2 separate regions of the Homo sapiens genome follow, and region 1 is linked to region 2. Evidence: chromatin loops called from intact Hi-C (ENCODE). Cell type or tissue: PC-9. All regions are shown on one strand.

What was found. A loop is a pair of places that touch in the nucleus more often than their neighbours do. Peaks named below come from ENCODE experiments on the same cell type or tissue, not always from the same donor. Only the 100,000 strongest peaks of a DNase experiment are listed, where the experiment ranks them.
Region 1: it touches region 2 in a loop (2.8-fold over the local background); 22 of 110 quality-filtered maps call a loop at or near these places.

The regions. Positions count from the first base shown.
Region 1 is chr20:51,382,130-51,390,129 of GRCh38, forward strand. NFATC2 (nuclear factor of activated T cells 2) reads right to left here. Exons shown (of 11, transcript NM_012340.5): 11 at 4,834-8,000. All of the region lies in intron 2 of LOC105372663 (a long non-coding RNA gene), which reads left to right. Among named protein-coding and RNA genes, the nearest start is that of MIR3194, 67 kb to the right of the region's middle. In PC-9, CTCF peaks have their summits at 4,024 (motif pointing right) and 4,224; a DNase peak (open chromatin) is centred at 6,292; H3K27ac peaks cover 1,769 bases.
Region 2 is chr20:51,526,926-51,534,925 of GRCh38, forward strand. The region is part of intron 1 of NFATC2 (nuclear factor of activated T cells 2); the gene reads right to left. Among named protein-coding and RNA genes, the nearest start is that of NFATC2, 12 kb to the right of the region's middle. RefSeq lists enhancers at 4,286-4,335, 4,376-4,545, 5,977-7,176. In PC-9, no CTCF peak of the experiment used is centred here; DNase peaks (open chromatin) are centred at 4,406, 6,166 and 6,536; H3K4me3 peaks cover 921 bases; H3K27ac peaks cover 3,586 bases.

The sequences.
Region 1 (8,000 bases), 140 kb before region 2:
CATGTAATCACAGGAGTCTTTAGAGGCAAAAGAAAGAGATGTGAGAGTTTGTTAGAGAAAGAGGCGTGAGGCTGGAAGTGGAATCAGAGTGATGGGATGGCTGGCCCAGCAGATGAGAGCTGAGTGCTAAGGAATGCGGGCAGCCGTGTCTATTTCCAAAGAAGCTGGAAAGGATGAGGAAACCTTCTCCCCCAGAGCCCCCAGAAGGAGCGCAGCCCTCCTGACACCAGGATGCTAGCCCCACGGGACCTACTTTGGACCTTGGACCTCCAGCACTGTGAGGTGATGAATTTGTGTTGCTTTATGCCACTAAGTTTGTGCTAATTGTCGCAGAGGCCTGCAAGGAGACAGGGCTCAGGAGCGGTGGGTTTCAGCTAGGATGAAAACACGCAGGCCCTGGGGGGAGGGAAGACTGAGGATGTGGGGGTTTGTTTATGGGGGGCAGTGAGGTGCAGAGGGATGGGCAGCACCATTTCATGGGGCTGTGGGGCAGAAAGTGGGGTCTGAGCCTCATGGGGGTCAGAGTGAGACGCAGGGGATGAGATGAGAGTGACATAAACAGGGATAAATGGCAAAAGAGACTCGTCCCAGAGGGGAGGCCGTGAGCCCTGGGAGATGGAAGTCACGGGACCTGGGACCCCCACTGCCCGACTCTCCGAGGAGCCCTGGACATACTCTGGGCAGTGCTGGTCTAGGGAACTGGAGACGGGGGGTGGGGTGTCCACAGGGCAGATTTTAGGAGAGCCTGCCCTTGCACCTTCAGATCCTGGAGCCCAGCTCAGGGGCCAAGGTCTGTGTCGAAGACCCCAGCAGCACACAGAGGGTGCCCTGGCTTATTTGCACCACGGGGAGGATAAATGAGAACGTGGGCTCCTGAACTGCACGGCTGCAGGTGTATCTGGGGAGGACCAGATGGAGAGGCGCCCAGCCGGAGCGCGTTAGCACCATCTAACATAGCAAGCTACAGGCGCTGGCCGCACCTCGCTCCACTGCAAACAATCCGTTATTCACCTTGTCAAACAGACTCCCCCGAGAAGCCGGTTTCAGATTGGGCTTGTAAACGGCAGCTGGCTGGCCGGCCCTTCTCTTACCTGTCCCCAAGGAGCTGTTGAGCCACAGCAGTGAGCATTTTACAAGCAGGAGGGCCACAGGTGACTGCAGGCTGCCAGAAAGCAGATAACTGGCCTGGCAGGCTCCAGGATTCTAGGGAATTATGGCCTTTGGCTTTCTGTAGCAAAGGGAACTGGCTCTGTCTAGAAGACAGGCTGGAATACACTGCTGTGTAATTAGAGATGAATAAACCGAGCCATGTGGGGCAGGAGGAAAGTCTCCCTTGAGTCAGTTGTTTGGTTTATAAAATGTGTTAAATATTAGGAAATGATTAATTTTCCATACATGCCAGATGAGCCCATTGTTCTCCATGCACAGGAAAAGGCATGTTTGCTCATTTAACACCCGGTTCCTGGGGGCCTACCATACCGCATGCCAGGGTGGTAGAGAGATGGCATTGAGCAAATCAAGACAATCGTCGCCGCCATGGAATTTACAGGGGCAAGAGACAGGCAGCAAACATGCACACGGCCATCCAAACAGCGTTTTTGACATGCCAGGCTGAGTGCATGTGTGGGTGGGGCATGGGGTAGGTCCCACATGACAGCGGTCACTGAAGTCCTCTGAGGACAAGAATTTGATTGGAAAATTGAAGAATGAGGAAGAGCCAGTCCACGAAACTCGGGGGTCAAAGCGTTTCAAGTTTTAGGAGGAGACAGAGAGAGAGGTGGGGAATGGTGTGGTCTGGGCAAGGAACAGAAAAGAGACCTGGAGGCTGGAGAACTTGGGGCCGAGGAAGATGGCTGAGCCTCTTGCCTGAAATTCGGATCATCCTGAACGCAAAGGGAAGCCGTGGAGGGCTTTAAACAGGGCTGTGATGGGATCTGAGGCTGCTTTAACCTCGATCTGGCTGCTGTGTGGACGGGGAGGTCGGGAGTACACCAGCAAAGGGCTGTTGTGTCATCCAGGTAGGAGATGAGGGTGTTCTGGTGAGCATGAGGCATAGAGGTGGGATGATTTCAGAAGGGACCCAGCAGGACTTGCTGATATGTGGGCAGTGGGGACAGTGAAGGATCCGGGGTTATTCCCAGGGTTTTGACTAAGCGACTGTGTAGATGGTGTTGCCATAAACTGATGAGTAAGATGGGTGTGTGTTGGGAGAAGGGAGGAAGAGGAGATTGGGAATCAGGAAATTTTGGGGCATGTTGAACTCAAAATGCCTCCTGGCTACCAAAGAGAAGAAGGCACATAGTTGGGGAGGTCATACAGGAGTCTGGCACGTGTGTATGTGAAGGTGTAAATACAACCCTCTCCACGGTTGTCCTGTGAATGCTTTTTTCTCATGGTATTAAGGGCAGAGGGTTCTGAATCAAATATCCTCTGACACTTTGCACAGCAGCAGAAACTGTTGGCAACGTGTTTTCAAGGAGTTTTGTCAGTATTTCATAGAAGGATGAAGTGTCCCCATTTCAACAAAAAATTTAGGGATCACTGATGTAAAAAGTATAGCCCCTGGAAATCAGAGTGAATTGTCACTGTACTTCCTGTCTCGAGTCCAGCGCAATGTTTCAGAGCTTGAAGTTTTTCGTAAATCAGGGATTCCTAGAGGGCCTGGGACACGGCAGATATACAGCAGGGGGTTTTGTTTCTTTGATAACTCCTCATCGGGCCATTTACAAAGCTCAACTTCTGAATTTTACCAGGAGGGCAGGGCAAGAGGTGGTTTAGAGTGAGAAGCCCTTTTTGGAGAAAGTTTGGTCTGACCTTGTCCATCTTTGTACCACAAAATGTCATGAGGTTTATAGCAAGTGTGTCCCCTATACCCCATCACAGCTACTGGGGATCCACAGACAAAAGAAATGACTTCACTTTCATTTCTTAAAGGTCCTTGTGGTTCTGTGCCTCTGTCCTCAGCGTTATTTTATACTCAACCTGGTCCTACCAGGAACCCAGTTTCCTCCCAATGTATGAACATGAAGAGGCTGAGTAGGAGTCAGCATTTGTTTTCTCCTGTCAATCTTACCACTTCTTAAATCCCAACTTGGCACGAAACCACTGTTCTGTTTCTGCTCCTTTGTACGAAACTACCCCATGCTGTTGGATACAGCAAGGAACAATGTTCAGATTTGCAAACTCCTGGCAAAGTGACCCCAAGATGCTCCAATACGAACTTCCTTGTTATCTCAGGTTTTGAAAATTGGATAAACTCAAGTTTCTGGCTTTAATGATCTATTTAGAAAAATTTAAATCCCATAGTCAGAGCTCTAAATGTTTTCTTCCAGATATTAGTCAAATGAGGTCTCAAGATGAGCTCAAGGCTCCATGATATGCCTTAGGTGAATCTGAAATCTGTTTGTTAAATGACGGGACAGTGGATCGATAGGTAATATTGATTAAACATGCAGCACCTGTGAGGTGGGGACTAGAGAACTCATTTTATATCTGGGGAAACTGAGGCACAGGCCAAATTTGTGTTTATTAAGTGTGGCTTAAATATAAATGTAGAACACAGACTTGTTTTTTGTTTTTTGTTTTTTCTTTTTTAAAAATGACTGTATAGTTTTAGCCTTGTCCTCTGCTTAAGTGATTTTGACTTTCGATTCAGGAGAAGTGGTGTAAGGTTTTCAGAAAGTGAGTTAAAGCAAAACAGTTGGCCGCAGCGGCAGCAATCATCTTAGTGGGGCACAGTTGCCTCTTAGGTGTAGCCCTGGGCAGATATTTTTTGTGGGGCTCCTGTCTGCATGTGCAATTTGAGCCATTCCTAAATCAGCACCATTCTGGTGATTCAGTCTCACACCATCCCACAAAAATCACAATGAAAATACTGCACCAGCCATCAGGAGCAATCTGCTCACCAGGGTGCTCTTCTGGAAGCTGGCCTGGACCCTGTAGGTGCAGGTTCTAGAGCTCTTTGGGGCATCTGAAGGGGAGAAATGGGAGCCAGCTAGTCCCAGCCACCAGAGGGAGACTAAGGCTATTTCAAGATAGACACTTCCAGCAGCCAGGACCCATGCAGGTCCCTGTCTGAGCTTGGGACCCCTGCCCATTTGGTAGTGCTGGTTACACGCACTGGAATGGGGGGCTAGAAAATTCCCAGGAAGACATTCCAAGTGCAGGGCTATGGTGGGGTGAAGTGGGTCCCTAAAACACAGGGCCGGGGGCAGGTATCCCGTTTCCCTGGGGTTAAAGGGTGGGAGGAGGTTCGAACCATATTAAGACATTAAAAATAGCAGCTACTTCCAAACCTCTTAGGTGCTTTAGCTACAGGAGGGCAAAAGCTGTTTTAAGGAGGAACTTGGCTAGAAGGTTCTAGTACTTATGTTTGTGGGTTTGAAGGTATAAGGTGCATTTTTTTTCTTTAGCCTTGATATTTTGCAAGATGCTCAAATAAAAATGATGGCTTTTGCCTTCCAAGTGGCTGGCTTAGCCCAGTTGACCATGAATGCTTTGGGACCCTTGGAAAGCTGGTCTAAGGTGGGCATCATAAATCTCTTTTATGAATGCTACCTCAAAAGTAGTCTAAAGGCACAGATTACAGCAGAGCTGTGCTGGAGAGAACCAGACAAATTCAGGTTGACCATGTGGCTTTGTCACCTCCGGCAAGTGGCTTCTGAGCCTGAGTCACAAGCACGGTGGGACTGTACCTACCTCCTAGGGCTGAGACGAGGAGTAAATGCACACACTTATGTACACACACAAAATGTTCCTTGCTGAGGGAGCCCGAAATGTAAAGGGAATATTTGAGTAGCCTCTCTGGAAAAGAAAGATACACCAAAGTAGATGTTGCTTCCAACTGTTTTATTGCTAAACTATCATGATACAAGCCGTATAAAAATACTTTACATATAGGAAAAATAAACTACATTAAACTGGAGATTAAAAACATTTGCATAGGAATGTGATGTATTCAAACGCCTTTAACAGTCAGGATTTTCTAAACCTAAGCCTGCCAGCACCACCATGTTGGAGAGACCTGTTTGTTGGAGAATTGGTTTTCTCTCCTCTGAGGGCTGTAGAGGCCAGAGGGGTGAGTGAGGTTCTTTGACAAGATGTCCAGGATGCTAAGCTTGTCCCAACAGCCATAGCCTCGGTCTGCTCAGGCCAATCAGAATGCTGTGAGCACCTGCTCTAATGGAAACAACATCATTTGCATCCATTCCATTCAAAGCTTGAACTCAGCAGGGAGTTTATTCTGGTCAGCCAACAGCTGCATAAAGGTAGAATGTTAATAACCCTTTCACTTCCAGCTCCCAGGACCCTGATGGCTCAGGGAGCAACTCTCTGTTATCAACCACCAGAAAAGTTTGTTTTTAAACAGACTGAGTTAAACAGTGATGTTGGCTGTAAGTCAAGGCACTCACAAAAGCTGAGGGAAATGGATGTTTATGATCACAATTTTATAGGATGCTGCTTTTTCTTAAGCATTTAATTGGAATGCAGGAAAATACTTGCTATGCAATTGGCTGCTTTGGTTCCACGAAACGTAATGCCCTAGCCTCGAGCCTAGGAGACCCAAGGTTAAGATGCGCTGGGTCACCGAGCACCTTGCCTCCGGGAAACAAGTTCGGGAAAGGTTAGCCCAGCTTGTCAAGAACGTCACAACTCCATCCATGCCTCTTGTAAACTTGAAATGAAAACATTCTTTCAATTCTGAGCAATAGAAAGCACTTGGAAAGGTCTTTTTTTTTTTTTTTTTTTGACATGATAAATTCAGCCTCACTGTAGTCCAGAGTGAGAATTAGAACATACCAACTTCCAATCTGCCTAAATGTGACAGCCTCTGCCCAAGACTGGCTCACTGAGGCGTCTTGGCTACTGGATGTAAACAAAAAATGCAATATCCGTGCCTCCCAGTTCTTTGAAGGAATCAATTCATCCTTGGTTATATCTATGCTGGAAAACTGTGGGTGTCCTTTGGATAAAGCATACAGGAGTTATCTACCAGGATTTAGATTTGGTCCCTTCTGTAAATATTAGCCTGAACGTTGAGTTCTGTGAACATGAATTCTTTTCGAATTCCATTACAATGCAGGCAGGGTTTTGGTGTCAATTTTTTAAAATCAAAATCACCTACTAAATTAGTTATTTTGGGGGGAGGATCTAGACACTTGATGATTCTCAGTGACCAGATCCAGGCTCAGGGCTGAAGTCAGCATAATTCTTGAGCAAGAAAAAGGTGATTCCTTCTTCCACAAAGCCATTCCTTCTCCTGAGATGCCATCTTCTAGAGAGGTGACTAACAGGCTCTGAGTGGGGGTTTTATTATATGGGTTTTTGTTTCCTGGAATGAGTAACAAATGTTTCAAGAATACATCATTTCTCTTAAGAAAAAAAAATCAACCTATGTGTAAAAAGAGACACTTAAAAAGATTTCTGACCATTTATAAATATAAATCTAATTCCAACAGGGGTGTAATATTTTGAGGACAGGTAAAAAGCATAAAAATACAGGTAAGAAAATAAAATTTAATAACATACTAATCTGGATTGCTATACATATTATCAAGCAGCAGCATCTTTGTACAATACAGGAAGACTTGCAAACTTTGGAAATATACTACATTCAGCAACACGGTAGACCTGTCAGAGTGCTACATATTTACATTAACTTAGATGTAGCAGTGCAAACCTTCACTCAACTGAGATCCTTCTAACACACGTGCAACACACCCATCTTTACCATTTAGACACCCCTACTTTCTCATTCTCTTAGAGGATCTTATTGCCTCTTCCCGTACTGGAAATATTTCATGAGCCATCCTTCTTGGCAAAATTTCCTCCTAGCATTTGTAACTGACAAAACTTCCTTGATAGCTGTCAGTTCCTAATACACTTTCTCTTGCCTGTTTATGTCTCAAATCTAATGCTTTTGTTTCTCTTTCCTTTGCGATTTGTTACAGTTGTTTATGAAAGTGCTTCCTATAATATCCAGCTAAGATGTCTTAGAAAAACAGAGGGGTTTATTTGTGTGTGTATTACACACACACACGCGTACAGGAGGTTGAGCTACCAGGAGGCCGTTTTTGCTAACATAGTTAGAAAACTGATGGAAAATGCATTAGTCCTTTTTCACCCTGTGGACAAGGAAGCTGAGCTACTTTGCTACAATAGCAGGAAGGCACTTGGGTAAAACATTCAGATAACTGAGGAAAGCCCAAATTCCCTCATGTACAAAAAACAGCTCCTAGCCAGTCCTAGCCAGGTCGAGTGAGAACAAATCACTCACCACACACTCTTGGCTTTTCCCCAGTGAAGTCAATATTGCTGGAGAGAAAATTCTTTAGGTGAAGCTGCTAGTATAAGGAACTTATAATAAGGAACTTATTTTGTTCATGAGGAAGTATTTAGCATCCCAGAAGTTCCATGGTAGGGGTCAACCTCTTACTGGCATTCTGTTTATTTAAAAGAGAATTTTGCTAAACTCTTTGAGCTTAGGGTGGGTGAGGGAAAGGTCGTTCATTGTCAGGGAAAAATAAATGCTAGGTATCGACCGACAGGTTGCATACAAGTGCACAGGCCCGAATCTGAGCATTTTGCCTTCTATCTGGAGTGCCAAACACACCTGGCCCCACTCCCAGGAAGCTTTTACCTCTGGGTAACCTTGACGGGAGAGCCAGGACTTACAAAGCCCACAGTGGGCACTGAGTGGCCATGACTTTCTTCTGAGGCCTTCTGCCTACAGACTGTACAGACTGGACTGAGAAAACACTCTAAGTACAGTCTGAGTGCTAAGAATATTTTCACTTTGCTGCGGATTATTGAGGAAACAACTGAATGGCTGAAAAATGAATCCCCCGCTTGTCCTGGGGTATCTGCAGTACATGCAAACAGAAACAAACACATCTGCCAAGAACTTCAAGGGTTTTGTTTGTAAAAATCACAAAAATCACACCCACAGAGGAAGACTAGGGGAGACTGGGTGCGCTCAGTGGAAACAGTTGGGAGGAAGG
Region 2 (8,000 bases):
TCTTACTCAGCTGCCCAGGTTGAAGTGCTGTGGCGCAATAATAGCTCACTGCAGCCTCCACCTCCCAGGCTCAAGCAATCCTCCCACCTCAGCCTCCCAAGTAGCTGGGACTACCAGTGCACACCACCGGGCTCAGCTAATTTTTTTTTATTTTTAGTAGACAGGAGGTCTCACTATGTTGCCCAGGCTAGTCTCCAACTCCTGAGCTCAAGTGATCCTCCCACCTCAGCCTCCCAAAGTGTTGTGATTACAGACGAGAACAACCGTGTCTGGCAAAGGGGAGTTTTTAAAAGCATCAAGCTCCTTCCTGCCCCGGGACCTTGGTACTTGCTGCTCCCCCTGCCTCAACAGCTCCTCCCCTACCCACTGCCAGGCCCCCTTCTCCACAGGACTAAAGCCCATTCATGCCCATGAGCTGGGCTTAAGTACTGCATGCTTCTAGAAGGACCCCTGACCACTTGACTAGCTCAGGCCCCACTCACAGGCCCCTGCTGTGTTCTGTGCACATCTCACCATAACGACTGAGGAACTGTGGAGTGCTCCGTTTCCCTCGACCTCCAGTCTGCCCTTCCCTCGACCTCGAGATCCACCCCCACCAATCAGCAAATGCCATGAGGACTCTTGCTCCGCCATGCCCCTAAGCACTTGGAATGGTCCTGCCACTAAACAGGCCCTCAGAAAGGATGTGTTGGCTGAATGAATGAGGCAAGTTCAGAAAAGTCTACCTGGAATAAACTATTACTCAAAGATGCTAATATCCAAACCAAAAGATAGAAGGCTATAACTCTAGAGAGGGTCATTTTGTAATATCCATGAAAATTCCAAACACACGTGCCCCCGGAACCACATGTGCCCTCGGAACCAAGCAATGCTACTTTTAGAAATTCATCCTGGGCCAGTCATGGTGGCTCACACCTGGAATCCCAACCGTTTGGGAGACAGAGGTAGGAAGATTGCTTGAGGTCAGGAGTTTAAGACCAGCCTGGGCAACGTAGAGACCCCATCTCTAAAACAAAAATTTTTTTTTCATTAGCTGGGCATGGTGGCACCTACCTGTAGTCCCAGCCACTGGAGAAGCTGAGGTGGGAGGATCAAGGCTGTAGTGAGCCATGATCGTACCACCACCTCCCAGCTTGGGTGACAGGATGAGAACCTGTCCCAAAAAAAAAAAAAAAAAAAAATTCTTCCTGCAGATATACTCTCACCTGTGCAAAATGACCTGTGTATGCTTAAGATTCATTACTACAACCCTGACTGTAATCCCAAAAGACTGGAAGCAACCCAAAGCCCATCTATTGGGGATGAATTAATTCTGGCTCATTCATATGATGGGATACAGTATAGCTACAAAAAGGCCTGAAGAAGTTCTTTATGCATTGACATGGAATGACCACTGAGATTTAGTATTAGAGAAAAGCAAGCTGTATAGTGTGCACAGCATAAAAAGTGAGAGGATGTACACAAACACAGAGAGATGTACACACAATGTACACAGACAGATGTACACACAGATGTATACAGATTACACCTGCACATATATACACAGATGTACAGATGTACACGCACAGACAGATGTACACACACATATGTACACACACAGACAGATGTACACGCACAGCTGAAGGATGCACAGGCTTTCTCTGGAAGTCACAAGTAATAGTGACATCCTCCAGGGAGGGGAACTAAGGAATGGGAGGACAGTGGCATGGCAGAAAGGAGACTTCCTTTGATTTGTGTAATTGTGTAAGAAAATAAATGTAACTCCCAAAAGAAACATTTTTAATTTTATTTCATAGGTGGTAGGTGACATAGCATGATATACAGTAATGAAACCCTGTTTTACGAAGCAGGAAATGAAGAGTGCAGTCCTGCTCCGCCACTAAGTAGCAGCGTGACTTTGGAAAAGTCCCCCACCCACTGGAGGCCTCAACACCTTCTCATTTATAACTGAACAGCATTAAACTGAATCAGTTTCCTTGGTGGCTTCTGGCTCTGAAATCCTTTGATTTTTCTAGCTAGCATCTGTAAGGCCTGGAGTTCTTGTGAGGCTGTAGTTTAATGTAAATGTGTATTTGAATTCGCACATACACACACACACGCCTTCCTAGAAGGTAACAGAGCACAGAGTTTTAATCTAGGAAAAGAGGAATGTCAAACCCATGGCCGACAACATTCTGAGAATTCACTGCCCTTCGAACCAGAAAAACAAAACACAAAAAGTTTCTTAGCAAAAATTCCGGCCGTATCAGAAGAACTGCACTGTATCTTATCAGAAACACACCCTTGGGGCTGATGTGCACAGTCCACAGAAACGCAGTCCTGAAAACACACATCACTCACACTCCCTAGGAGCTCTGAAAAACAGAAAGCTCCAGTGTGCTGAGCAAAAGTATTTAAAGCATTTACATTGGTTTTCATTAATCCAAGCGGCAGTTTTTTTTTTTTCCTCTTGACAAGACTTTAAATGTTTACCAGCAAGCAGGGAATATGAAGATAATTAATAATCATTTAATTCTCAGTCCCCTGGGTATTTGACAGTAAATTTCACAAATAGCACATCATTAAAATATTTCTCTAAGTCAGTGGCTGAGATTCGTCACTATTTCTCCTTAAACAACTGCCACGCTCACAGGCGGCTTTCTTACAGTCATCACGATGCCCGCACGGCACTGGGTGAAGTTAGTTTCATCTCAGAACCACCAAATGTTCTCAGGAGGATTTCCAAAAAGCTTGCTTTTTTTTTAACCACTTGCACGATCTTTGCTCTATCCATGTGCCACCAAAAAGTATTTACTTAATACTTCTAGTATTTAAATTCACTCACTTATTTTTTTTTTATTTTAAAAGGAAACTTTACACCACTACTGCAGATGGAAAATCAATGTCACCTCCATAAATAGAAGGTAGGGTAAAAATACAATAAAAATAAAACTTACTAAATTCAAGCAAGACACAGTGGCTGGGCAAAGGCTCTGAGTCTGAGGCTTTATACAGCCCCGCCCCCGCCAATGCTTCTGCGGTATAACTCATATACACAGATGTCAGTGTTTTGAGTATAGAGTTTGACGAGTTTTGCCAAATGTCATACATTCTTGCTACCACCAACATAATCAAAATATGGAACATTTCCAAGACCCCAGAAAGTCAAGACCTAGGAACAGGGAAAGGGAGGAGCCAGTGTTAGAAAGAAAGGTGTCAATGGTACAGCAGTACCTCACTGAAGCGCTACTCCTTTTTTGTTTGTTTGTTTTTTGTTTTTTGAGACAGAGTCTTGCTCTGTTGCCAGGCTGGAGTACAGTGGTGCGATCTCGACTCACTGCAACCTCCGCCTCCCGGGTTCAAGCGATTCTCCTGCCTCAGCCTCCTGAGTAGCTGGGATTACAGGTGACCACTACCATGCCCGGCTAATTTTTTTGTGTTTTCAGTAGAGACAGGGTTTCACCATGTTGGTCAGGCTAGTCTCGAACTCCTGACCTCAAGTGATCTGCCCACCTCGGCCTGCCAAAGTGCTGGGATTACAGGCATTAGCCACCATGCCTGGCCTGAAACTCCACTCCTTCTGACTAGTTCAAAGAGAAAATAGCGCTGAAAAATAGTTCTTAGCACATACAACGTCCTCACTGGTGGACCACCTAAAATCCATTTCACCTACCATGGGAGGTACCTGGCCTGCATACGAAGCATCAGTACCAAAGGGAGGAAGAAGATAGAAGCAGGGATGGGGGATTCAGAGGTTGCTGCTCAAGGGCCTCTGTACCTCCATGTCACGCACATGCTGTTCCCCTTACCCAGAACTCCCTTCCATACCTCCCGACCTTACATCTCCTAACAAGCCACTATTTATCCATCATGACTTGACCTGAGCCACCCCCTCCTGGAGGCCCTCCCTGTTTCCCCAGGCTGGATCAGGCAGCTCTTCTACACTCCCAGGTCCCACAGAGTCCCACATTGAAGTCTATCTATGGATTCACTCGTCTGTCTACCCTCTAGACTCTGAGGTTCTTAGAGGCAGATAGGAGTCTTACATCAATAATTATTATGAAGATGATTATAATGCAGAAAAAGCAGCTAAAATATATTGAGAACTTACATGCTAGGCATTGTTATAAGCACATTACATGTAGTAAATTACTTGATCCTCACAGCCACCTACCCACTGGATGCCAATAGCAGCTGCCCTGTCCCTCTCCCCGTTGTGGCAACCAAAAATGTCTCCAGGCATCGCCAAACATCTCCTGCCAGGCAGGCTCGCCCCCAGCTGAGAACCACGGCTCCTGGCTTTAGAGCCCCAGCATGGCACAGGAGGCCTGCGCACAGCAGAGGCCCAAAGACTGCTGGAAGCATCAACTCATGACTCACGCCCTCAACCTGAACTGATTCAGAAATGAGACATCTTCTCACTCTCAGCCCTGGCAGGTGACGCTCATCTCTGTGGCAGACACCTGAAAGTTCTCATTCTTATCACCCCTCCTTTCATCAAGTTCCTGGGTGCTTACCCAATAGGTAGGCCCTGTGAATATGTGGAGAAATCTCTGGCCACTCCCAAAAACTACAGGACAAGATTGCTGGGGAGGCCAGTTCAGCCCTCCTCTTTGCCCCACCAAGCAAGAGCTCTACGCTGAGATCCAGGTCTCAGTCAACAGAGGGTAGCACGGGGTTAGGGGACTCCAGATCCACTCCCACCCCCGGCTGTGAGACTTGGGGAAACTCCATGTCCTCATGTGTGACACGGGGTGATGACACTGGTGATGATACAAGCCTGTCGGTTTCCCTAACCTATGCAAAGCCCAAGACACACAGAATCAATACCCAGTAAATGGGGCCTACTGGATTATTATTGAAAGAACAATCTTTTCGGTGACAATTCTGCCCTTTCCCTGCTATAGTTAGTCTATTTTACAACAACTTGAACGCACTAGTCCCCAACCCCTTCGAAAGCATTACGAAAAAAAGGAAGACATTTTTATAAAAATAAAATGGGTTGGTCAGCACTTTAGGAATTCTCTTTTTACCTCAGATCCTGCTGACCTTCAGAAAATGTGTGGAGGAGGTAAAACGTGCTTCCAACACCCTCTCCATTCCACACTTTGTACTTTTCCTCCCAGGCTACCTGGCAGTGGATCGACTAAATCTTACTAAAGTGTTAGTGGGTCAGTGAGCCGCTTGTCATAATCAAAATACTAGCACATCTATACCACTTACTTTATATCGAGAACTGTACGCATCTAGTGTATGTTCATATTTGTCTCACAAGAACCCTATGAAGCAGCTGATATCGTTTCCCCATTTTATATAGGGGGAAAATGAGGCTCAGAGAGGGTGAGTAATTTGCCCAAGGTCACACAGCTTCTAAGTAGCAGAGCCAAGATTCATTCTCAGGCAACCTGGCTCCTCCACCCCCCTAACCACTACTTTATCCTGCATCTCAGGAAAGAGGTGATTTCCTGGATGGCGACACCCTGACCCTGACACAGGGAAGCAAGGATCCCCCCCGGAAAAGAAATCACTCTGGGGGCCTCATCATTTCACTCGGGAGGTGGGCTGCCCCTGACAACTGAAGACACAGATTCCTTTCTTCGGGAATGTTCACAGTCTCTCCTTTTGCCCCAGGATTGAGTCAAAGATTATTTTAAAAATCCACTCAGGCCACACAGTGGTCCCCGCCAGCGCCTCTCCCCCTGGAAGCTCTGTGAGCCTGTTGCTCACCCTCGCAGACGGACACACAGCCAAGTCTGAGGTGGCCGCTCGCTCAGCGCCAACCCGCCAGCCAACAGATCACTTTTGAAAAAAGGAACAGCAAGAGAACATCTTCTCTGCCTAGAACTGCAGGCGGGTGGAATTTTCGGGAAGCAGAATCGTATGACCAAAATAGAAACCCAGCTAGGGAACCTCTGAGAGGCAGCCGTCCTTGGGGGGCACAGGGAGGGGCAGAGGCAAATGGAGCTTTCAGGCTTGAGTGGCTGGGAAGAGAGAAGCAGGGCCTGGCCTGGGGGCTGGATGCCCCTCCGATGGGCAGCAGGGCCACAGGGCTCCACTGATCCCTGGCCAAGCTGATCCGACCCACGGCTTGATGAGCTCACCCCGATGCCGAGGTGGCGTGAGTCCCAGGGCCTGGGTTTGGGACATGACAGTCTGTCGCCAAGGCAGCACTTAGGATGCCACAGCTGGCACCGCAGATCTGTAGCCGGAGGAAAGGGGAGCAGACAGAGAGGCAAACCTCGCCTCCTGCCACTCGCCCCGACAACTCTCATAACTTCCTGCCCATCAGGGGCCACAAAGAATCCCAAAACAGAGCAGGAAGGTGGACAGATTCTTCATCCGGCAGGTGTGCACAACCTAGAGAAAGAACCCCTTTGAAAAGCAATGGGTTGCCTCCAAATAACAAATCTGACACTCAGCAAACTTTCTGACAAGCCCCCAGACCACTGCTGCCCACGCCCCACCCAGTCACACACATACACCACCTAACAGTAAGTAGATTCTCAATCAATGAATCATGTGTATTAATGACCAGAGTCAGGTTGTCACACCCTTCGTTCGGAGGTGACACATACAGACACAGGCCTGAAAGTCGAGAAATTCCATCTGGATAAATCAGGTCCAGAAATGCCAAAAAGGAAAGGGAGGACATTTGCCATCCTGTCTCGTCCATGGAACCACTGGAAAAAGTCATCCTGAAGGCGATGTCTTTGCTGACCTTGCCCCAGCTAAGACAGCTGTCTGCCTTCCCCAGACGGGGCTGAAAGAAGGACTCAGTGGTGCCTTCCAGGCAGGCTGCCGCAAGGCCAGGCGCCCAGGACACAGGACTGAGGTGATCCACAAGCAATGAGGCTTGCAGACTGGCTCTGGCATGACCGCTTGCAAAAACACACGAACCCACGCGCTGACACGTATTGCTTTTGGATAGGGGTGGAGAAATGTATGGAATCTGCAACCCGCAGGCCTCAAGGTCACCTTTTAGATGGGGGCAGCAGGGCCCAGGCATGTGGCACACATAAGGACTCATCTCCATCTTCAAATCTGGATGGGAAGAACTGTCTCTTGCTGGTTTCAAGCCATTTCCTGGGGCCCTCCTGCCTTGGAGAATTCCAGAGATATTCCTATTTTTAGTCATTCTAATAGCTTATGTCCACTGTGCCGCAAGCTTTCACGTGTACGCTCCCCTGTTCTCTCTGCAGTTTACATAAACCCCTGGAGATAGCTACTCCGAACACCTCTGTGTTAGAGATGGGGAAATTGAGGCTTGGGGTGCAGGGAAATTCCCAAGACCACAAAAAGTCAGGGCAAAGCTTGCATTCAATTTCAGGGTGGGGGCTGCAGCGGGGGCCAGGGGGAGGGGCAGTGCACAGGGGGAAGGGCTGTACATGTGTAGCATGCACGTGTGTCTATACAAGATCTGCAGATTCCATCAGTTTTGTTTGTTTTTGAGACAGAGTCTCACTCTTGTAGCACAGGCTACAGTGCAGTGGCGCAATCTCAGCTCACTGCAACCTCTGCCTCCAGGGTTCAAGCAATTCTCCTGCCTCAGCCTCCCTAGTAGCTGGAATTACAGGTGCCTGCCACCATGCCCAGCTAATTTTTGTATTTTTAGTAGAGACAGGATTTCACCATGTTGCCCAGGCTGGTCTCGAACTCCTGACCTTAGGTGATCCACCCACCTCGGCCTCCCAGTGCTGGGATTAGAGGCCTGAGCCACTGAGCCCGGCCTTCATTAATTTTTAAAATATGCATCACTTACATGAAGTAAAATGCACAAATATTTCACATACATCTTGTGCCTTTGCATATATATACACACACTCGAACATTTCAAGTCCCCCAGAGGGTTCTCTGTGGCCCCCCTGAAGCCAGACACCCTCGCCCAGGAAGAACCACTCCCTGACTTTTCTCACCATATGCTGGGTTTGACTGTTCTCGAATGTCCCATAAATAAAATCATACAGGATGTATATGTCTCACTTATTTGGCTCAGCAGAATGTCTGAGCTTCACCCACATTGT